Regions from separate parts of the Homo sapiens genome. Here region 1 is linked to region 2. Evidence: read pairs that join two places in POLR2A ChIA-PET (ENCODE). Cell type or tissue: OCI-LY7. All regions are shown on one strand. Links, peaks and the distances in the headings refer to the core of each region. The heading gives the core; the rest is flanking DNA.

Evidence for each region. ChIA-PET counts read pairs that join two places held together with the same protein. Peaks named below come from ENCODE experiments on the same cell type or tissue, not always from the same donor. Only the 100,000 strongest peaks of a DNase experiment are listed, where the experiment ranks them.
Region 1: POLR2A ChIA-PET joins it to region 2 with 5 read pairs; 3 of 35 experiments call an interaction of 5 or more read pairs at or near these places.

Annotation. Positions count from the first base shown.
Region 1 is chr14:50,235,252-50,239,648 of GRCh38, reverse strand. No RefSeq gene overlaps it. Among named protein-coding and RNA genes, the nearest start is that of SOS2, 5.9 kb to the right of the region's middle. RefSeq lists silencers at 1,946-2,085, 1,891-2,091. In OCI-LY7, for the core only: no CTCF peak of the experiment used is centred there; a DNase peak (open chromatin) is centred at 1,988.
Region 2 is chr14:49,807,174-49,811,570 of GRCh38, reverse strand. The region is part of intron 18 of NEMF (nuclear export mediator factor); the gene reads left to right. Among named protein-coding and RNA genes, the nearest start is that of KLHDC2, 41 kb to the right of the region's middle. In OCI-LY7, for the core only: no CTCF peak of the experiment used is centred there; no DNase peak of the experiment used is centred there.

The sequences.
Region 1 (4,397 bases), core at 332-4,331, 430 kb before region 2:
CTAACCTCAAGTGATCCACCCGCCTTGGCCTCCCAAAGTGCTGGGATTACAGGCGTGGTGAGCTACCTTGCCTGACCAGTCCTAGCTATCTGAAAGGTTGAGATGGGGATCCCTTGAGCCCAAGAGTTCAAGGCTGCAGGGAGCTATGATTGCACCACTGCACTCCAGCCTGGGTAACAGTGAGACCCTGTCTAATGATAATAATAATACATTCATTCAGAGAATACAGAATCATTGGAAGGCTAATGAAGTAGATTCTGGTTGAGCTTTCAGGAACAAGTCCCAAAGCCACACCACAGAACCAGGCCACTAAGAGAGTAATTTCAAAACAATTATGATCCACAGAGAACTGCCACACCATGAGTCTAGCCATTGCTGCTGCCACATAAAACTAGTGACTGAATGGTGCTTGCTAACAGAAATATCAGAGTTGCGGCTTCCAACTCACTTCTGCCTTCTTCTTTTTTTTTTTTTTTTTTTTTTTTGAGAGGGAGTCTCGCTCTTGTCACCCAGGCTGGGTTGCAGTGGTGTGATCTCGGCTCACTGCAACCTCCACCTCCTGGGTTCAAGCTATTCTCCTGCCTCAGCCTCCTGAGTCGCTGGGATTACAGGCGCCCATCACCACGCCCGGCTAATTTTTGTACTTTTAGTAGGCAGAGTTTCGCCATGTTGGCCAGGCTGGTCTTGAACTCCTAACCTCAGGTGATCCATCCACCTCAGCCTCCCAAAGTGCTGGGATTACAGGCGTGAGCCACCGTGCCTGGGCTCACTTCTGCCTTCTATATCTCACTCTAGTGTATCTGATAGACTGGGAGCTATACTGAACAGATTACGAATACGTTCGTTGTTGACAGCTCAACTTCATTAACTGTCAGGAATTTGAAGGATTCTATTGCGATAACATAAATAACAAAAATTTGAATGATGCTTTTTTTCAGTCACTAGTTTTATGTGGCAGCAGCAATGGCTAGACTCATGGTGTGGCAGTTCTCTGTGGATCATAATTATTTTGAAATTACTCTCTTAGTGGCCTGGTTCTGTGATGTGGCTTTGGGACTTGTTCCTGAAAGCTCAACCAGAATCTACTTCATTAGCTTTCCAATGATTCTGTATTCTCTGAACGAATGTATTATTATTATTATTATTAGACAGGGTCTCACTGTTACCCAGGCTGGAATGCAGTGGTGCAATCATAGCTCCCTGCAGCCTTGAACTCTTGGGCTCAAGGGATCCCCATCTCAACCTTTCAGATAGCTTTTTTTTTTTTTTTTTTTTGAGACGGAGTCTTGCTCCCCCAGACTGGAGTGCAGTGCCACGATCTTGGCTCACTGCAAGCTCCGCCTCCGGGGTTCACACCATTCTCCTGCCTCAGCCTCCCGAGTAGCTGGGACTACAGGCACCTGCCACCACGCCAGGCTAATTTTTTGTGTTTTCAGTAGAGACAGGGTTTCACCGTGGCCAGGATTGTCTCGATCTCCTGACTTTGTGATTCGACCGCCTCGGCCTCCCAAAGTGCTGGGATTACAGGCGTGAGCCACCACGCCCAGCAATGCTTTGCCCTTTCACCTTGATTATAGGAGATGGTGTTTGGAACAGCTACTTCCCCCACGTACGATGACTTTCCACCTGGTGGTGGTGGCAATATTTGGATGACCTCGGTGGCATCTTCATACCTTGGAGAACCAGAAAACACTCTTTTTGCTCAATAGCACGTTGTATGTAACATATAAACATACAATGCCTTTTTTGTGGGGAGTGGGGAGGCATACTTTTAAATCGATCTTTTGGAGTTTCATACAAAATTATAGTTCCTCTTGGGAAGACCTTTTAGGTATGCTGTCTCTTACAGGGGGTTGGGCATGAGCCTCCCATAAGGGTCAGAGGACAAAGGCCTGTCTGAGGGCCTGCTTCAACTTCTTTCAGGCAGGTGGCTGTGAGAGGACCGAGCTGGCTATGGCAGCAACCCATGAAAGTGAGTGATAACAACATTTATTGTTTCCTGTGGCGTTGCTTTGCTTTGCTATTGACTGGTAGCGCTTGTAGCTTTAAATAAATTGAGGAAGTATGAGAGAGTAAATGGAAGAAATGTTGAGTAAGTCCTTCTTGAAAATGTTTTCAAGTGGGAGAATATTAGTGGTAAATTTCTAACTGTCTTTTAACATTTTAATTGGGCTTGGATCATTCACATTTTCCCCAAATCCTTTCTAAATTAAAAAAAAGGTAAAGGCCAGGTGCAGTGGTTCATGCCTGTAACGGGTGCAGTGGTTCATGCAGTGGTTCATGCAGTCCCAGTACATTGGAAGGCCGAGGCAGGAGGATCGCTTAAGACCAGGAGTTCAAGACCAGCCTGGGCAACAGAACAAGACCCCCATCTCTTAAAAAAAAAAAAAAATACAAATTACAAAATAAATTAGCTGGGCTTGGTGGTGCATACCTGTAGTCCTAGCTACCTGGGAGGCTGAGGCAGGAGGACCCCTTGAGCCTAGGAGTTCAAGGCTGCAGGGAGCTAGTATGATCACGCTACCGCACTCCAGCCTGGGTGACAGAGCGAGACCCTGTCTCTTAAAAAAAATTAATTTAAAAAGGGAAGCAAAATTACAATCTGTCAAATTATTGGCTGGGTGCAGTGGCTCTCGCCTATAATCCCAGCACTTTGGGAGGCTGAAGAAGGCGGATCACCTGAGGTCAGGAGTTCGAGACCAGCCTGGCCAACATGACTAAACCCCGTCTCTACTAAAAATACAAAAAAATTAGCCGGTCTTGGTGGTGTGTGCCTGTAATCCCAGCTACTCGGGAGGCTGAGGCAGGAGAATTGCTTGAACCTGGGAGGCAGAGGTTGCAGTGAGCCAAGATCGCACCACTGCACTCCAGCCTGGGTGACAGAGTGGGACTCTGTCCCGAAAAAAAAAAAAAATATATTAGCATGATAGTTAGCATATTTCAGTACAAATTTGTGATTAAGCTTTTTGTTATGTATACATATGCCCTCCCTCTTATAGTATCAGTGTGTTTAATACTTGCATTTTTTTGTTTTATTTTTATTTTTTTGAGATGGTCTCCCTTTTTTGCCCAGGCTGGAGTGCAGTGGCGCGATCTCGGCTCACTGCAACCTCCTCCACCTCCCGGGTTCAAGTGATTCTCCTGCCTCAGCCTCCTGAGTAGCTGGGATTACAGGCACCCACCACTATTCCTGGCTAATTTTTGTATTTTTAGTAGAGACGGGGTTTCACCATTTTGGCCAGGCTGGTCTCAAACTCCTGACCTCAGGTGATCTGCCCGCCTCAGCCTCCCAAATGCTGGGATTACAGGCATGAGCCACCACGCCCAGCCTAATTTTTTATTTTTTAACACTTGAAGCAAAAGTTTATAGTTAGACTGGAAATTTTTCATTAAAAATAACTCTTAATTAGTGTTTTGAATAAGTGCCATTTTTATGTGGTTGCAAATTCAAAAGTCACAATAAGGGGTCTAGACAAAGTTGGCTGACACCTATAATCTTACTACTTTGGTAGGCCAAGGAGGGAGGCTCTCTTGAGCCCAGGTGTTTTTAGACCAGTCTGGGCAACATAGCAAGACCCCCATCTCAACAACAACAAAAGTCACAAAAAGGTACACGGTGAAAAATCTCCCTTTCATCTCCAGCCACCCAGTTTTCATCCCTGTGGCAACAAAAATCTTTGTAGCCTTGCTGATATGGTTTGGCTGTGTCCCCACCGAAATCTCATCTTGAATTGTAGTTCCTATAATCCCCAAGTGTCATGGGAGGGACCCGGTAGGATGTGATTGAATCATGGGGGCGATTACTCCCATGCTGCAGTTCTCATGATAGTGAGTTCTCACAAAATCTGATGGTTTTATAAGGGCCTTTTCCCACTTTTGCTCAGCACTTCTCCTTGCTGCCGCTATGTGAAGAAGGACATGTTTGCTTCCCCTTCCACCATGATTGTAAAGTTTCCTGAGGCCTCCCCAGCCCTGTGGAATTGTGAGTTGTTTAAACCTCTTTCCTTTATAAATTACCCAGTATTGGGTATGTCTTTATTGGCAGCATGCGAACAGACCAATACGGTAAATGCAGAGAAATTATTTGAGTCAAATGCTTATATAATAAAATGCTGCATTCCTTATATATATATATATATATATATATGAGGAACCATACTTGCAGTACTATACATCCTGCACTTTTCATTTTGCAGCATATCTTAGATAATGTTCCACAGAGGCCTGGTTATTTTAAAATAACTTTATAGGTTCCACTGTATGGATTTACTATTATTTATTGAACTAGTCCCCTATTCCTACTGATGATTATTTAAACTGTTTATTTCTAGGGCGTTTTTTGTTTTGCTTTACTTCTGGTATAATAAACAACACTGCAATGAATAACCTTGTCTCTA
Region 2 (4,397 bases), core at 156-4,155:
CTAACAATCATACTTAATGCTGAAAGATTGGGTACCTTCCTCCTCCCATCAGTAATAAGACAAATATGTCTGTTCTTGCCATTTCTATTTAACATTATACTGGTGGTTCTATATAGGTCATTAGGCAATAAAAAGAAAAAAAAATCCAAATTAGGCAAAAGTAAAGCTACCTATGTTTACAGTTGATATGGTCACACACATTTAAAAAACCTAAAGAATCTACCAGTAATTATCAGAGCTAATAAACAAGTTCAGCAATGTCCAGGATATGAGATCAGTAAACAAAAATCAGTTGTATTTCTGTACACTACCAGTGAACAATCTGAAAAGGAAATTAATAAAACAATTCAATTTATAATTAGCATTAAAAAGAATAAAATACTTAGGAATCAATTTACCAAAAGACTTACAACGCTTATAGATAACAAACTATAAAATTATTTTAAGGAATTAAAGACCTAAATTGGACATCCCATGTATATGTATTGGAAGTCTTAATATTGTTCTGATAGCAGTACTCCCCAGTAATCTAGGAATTCACTGTAATCCCTCTCAAAATTGCAGCTGCTTTTTTTGTTTTGTTTTGAAACAGGGTCTCCTGTCACCCAGGCTGTAATAAAGTGGTGCGATTGGCTCACTGCAGCCTTGAACTTTCAGGCTGAAGCGATCCTCCCATCTCAACCTCCTGAGTAGTTGGGACCATAGACATTTGCCACTGTGCCCAACTTATTTTTGTGTTTTTTGTAGAGATGAGGTTTTGCCATGTTGTCCAGACTAGTGTCGAGCTCCTGAGCTCGAGCAGTCCATCCACTTTGACCTCCTAAAGTACTGGGATTACAGGCATGAGCCACTGCCCCTGGCCCTGCATTTTATTTTATTTTATTTTTTCAGAGATGGAGAAGCTGATTCTAAAATTCATGTGGTAATGCAAGGAGACTCAGATTAGCGAAAGCAGTATTGAAAATGAAGAGCAAATTTTGAAGGACTCATGTTTCCTGATTTTAAAGCTTTCTACAGAGTAACAGTAATCAGGACACTGGTACTGGCATGAGGATGGACAAATAGATCAAGGGATAGAATCGAGATTCCAGAAATAAACCTGTAGTTTATGGTCAGTTAATTTTCAGCAGGGGTGCCAAGACCAATGGGGATAGAATTTCCTCTTTCTTTTTTTCTTTTTTTAATTTTTTGTTTTTGGTTTTTTGAGATGGAGTCTTGCACTGTCACCCAGGCTGGAGTGCAGTGGTGTGATCTCGGCTCATGCAAGCTCTGCCTCCTGGGTTCACACCATTCTCCTGCCTCAGCCTCCCGAGTAGCTGGGACTACAGGCGCCCTCCACCACGCCCGGCTAATTTTTTGTATTTTTAGTAGAGACGAGTTTTCACCGTGTTAGCCAGGATGGTCTTGATCTCTTGACCTTGTGATCCGCCCGCCTCAGCCTCCCAAAGTGCTGGGATTACAGGCACGAGCCACCGCACCCGGCCTCTTTTTTTAAATAGACATTTTTTTCGACCAGTTTTAGGTTCACAACAAAATTGAGCAGAATGTATAGTGATTTCCCTCATACCCCCTGCTGCATGCATGCGTAGCCTCCCCTATTATCGATATCCCCCACCAGAACGGTACATTTGTTACAACTAATGAACCTACATTGACACATCATTATGGCCCAGAGTCCATAGTTTGCATTAGAGTTCACTCTCTTTTTTTGAGACAGAGTCTCGCTCTGTTGCCCAGCCTGGAGTGCAGTTGCGTAATCTCAGCTTACTGCAACGTCTGCCTCCCAGGTTCAAGCGATTCTCCTGCCTCAGCCTCCAGAGTAGCTGGAATTAACAGGCACGTGCCACCACACCCAGCTAGTTTTTGTATTTTTAGAAGAAACAGGGTTTTACTATGTTGGCCAGGCTGGTCTCGAACTCCTGACAAGTGTTCTGCCCACCTCAGCCTCCCAAAGTGCTGGGATTACAGGCATGAGTCACCAAGCCCAGCCAGGGTTCACTCTTGATGTATATAGTCTTTGAGTTTGGACAAATGTGTAAAACATGTATCTGCCATTGTATTATCATACAGATTTAGTTTGGTTGTGCTAAAAAAGTCCTCTGTGCCCTGCCTGTTCATCCCTCCCTTCCCCCAACCCCCGACAACCACTGATCTTTAAAGGCTGGCTTCTTCACTTAGTAGTATGCTTTTACCTTTCCTCCATGTCTCTTCATGGCTTGATAGCTCATTTCTTTTTATCCCTGAATAATATTCAGTTGTCTGGATGAACCACAGTTTATCCATTAATCTACTGAATTTGGTTGCCCCCATGTTTTGGCAATATGAATAAAGCTACTATAAACATCTGTGCAGGTTTTTGTACAGATATAAGTTTTCAGTTCATTTTGGTAAATACCAAACATCAATATTGTTGAATCACATGGTAAGAGTATTTTTAGTTTTGTAAGAAACCACCAGACTGTCTATTCTAAAGTGGCTGTACCCTTTTACATCACCACCAGCAATGGGAGTTCCTGTTGTTCCACTGCCACCAGAATTTAGTGTTGTCAGTGTTTTGGATTTTGGCCATTATCATTGATGCATAGTGTATTTCAATGTTGTTGTAATTTGCATTTCCTTGGTGACATATGATGCAGAGCATCTTTTCATATGCTTATTAGATATTCATATGTATATCTTCGATGCAGTATCTGTTAAAAGTCTTTGGCCCATTTGTTAATTGGGCTGTTTGTGTTTTTACTGTTGAGTTCTAAGAGTTTTTTTATATTTTAGATAACAATCTTTTATCTGCTATGTCTTTTGCAAGTATTTTCTGCCAGTCAGTGGCTTAACTTTTTAACGGTAGTATGGCACTACTAGATATCCACATGCAAAAGATTGAGGTTAGACCTCTTAATCACACCATTTATAAAAATTAACTTAAAATGCATCCAAGACCTAAACTTAAAAGCCAGAAGTATAAAGCTGCTAGAAGAAAACAAGGCATAAATTTTTATGATCTTGTATCATGCAGTAATTTCTTAGATATGATACCAAAATCATAAGTAATCAAACAAAAAACAGGTAAGTTAGACATAAAATTAAAAACCTTAATTCAGCCCGGCACGGTGGCTCATGCCTGTAATCCCAACACTTTGGGAGGCCGAGGCAGGTGGATCACCTGAGGTCAAGAGTTCGAGACCAGCCTGGCCAACATGGTGAAACCCTGTATCAACTAAAAAATATGAAAAATTAGCCTGGTATGATGGCGGGTGCCTGTAATCCAAGCTACTTGGGAGGCTGAGTCAGGAGAATCGCTTGGACCCTGGAGGCGAAGGTTGCAGTGAGCTGAGATGGCATCATTGCACTCCAGCCTGGGCAATGAGCGAAATTCTGTCTCAAAAAATAAAATAAATAAATAAAACCTTAATCCAAGGAACATTATCAAGAAAGTAAAAAGACAACCCACAGAATAAGAGAAAATATTTGCAAATCATATATCTGATGAGTCTAGTGTCCAAAGAATTCCTAAGTTTCAACAATAGAAAGGGAAGTAACCCAGCTGAAAAATGAGCAAGAGATTTGAATGGATATTTCTGCAAAGATACGTGAATGGCCAACAATCACATGAAACGATTCTCAGTATCATCAGTTATTAGGAAAATTTAAATCAAAATCACAAGATACCAGTCAGGCGCTGTGGCTCATGCATGTAATCCCAGCACTTTGGGAGGCAGAGGCAGGTAAATCACTTGAGGTCAGGAGTTTGAGACCAGCCTGGCCAGTATAGTGAAACCCCATCCCTAGTAAAAAAATATATATATATAAAAATTAGCCGGGCGTAGTGGTGCATGCCTGTAATCCCAGCTACTCAGGAGGCTGAGGCAGGAGAATCACTTCCCAGGTGGTGGAGGTTGCAGTGAGCCGAGATCACGCCACTGCACTCCAGCCGGGGTGAAAAGAGAGAGACTCCGTCTCAAAAAAAAAAAAAAAAAAAAATCACAAGATACCACTTTATACCCACTAACATGTGCTGGTGATGATGCTGGAGAAAACAATAACACGTGTTGGTGATGATGGTGGAGAACATAGAATACTGCTGGTAGGAATGGACAATGATACAGCTGCTGTGGGAAGTGGTTTGGCAGTTCCAAAAAATGTTAAACATAATTGACCCAGCAATTCCTCTCTTAGGTATATACCCAAGATGAGCAAAGGTATGTGTCTACACAAAACTTGTTTGCAGATATTGATAGCAGCATTATTTATAATAGCCAAGAAATGGAAACAATCCATATGTCATTCAATTAATGAATAAACAAAATGTGATATATCCATATAATGGAATATTATTCAGACTTGCAAAGAACAGAAGTACTTATATGTGCTTTTAACATGGATGAATCTTGAAAAACATT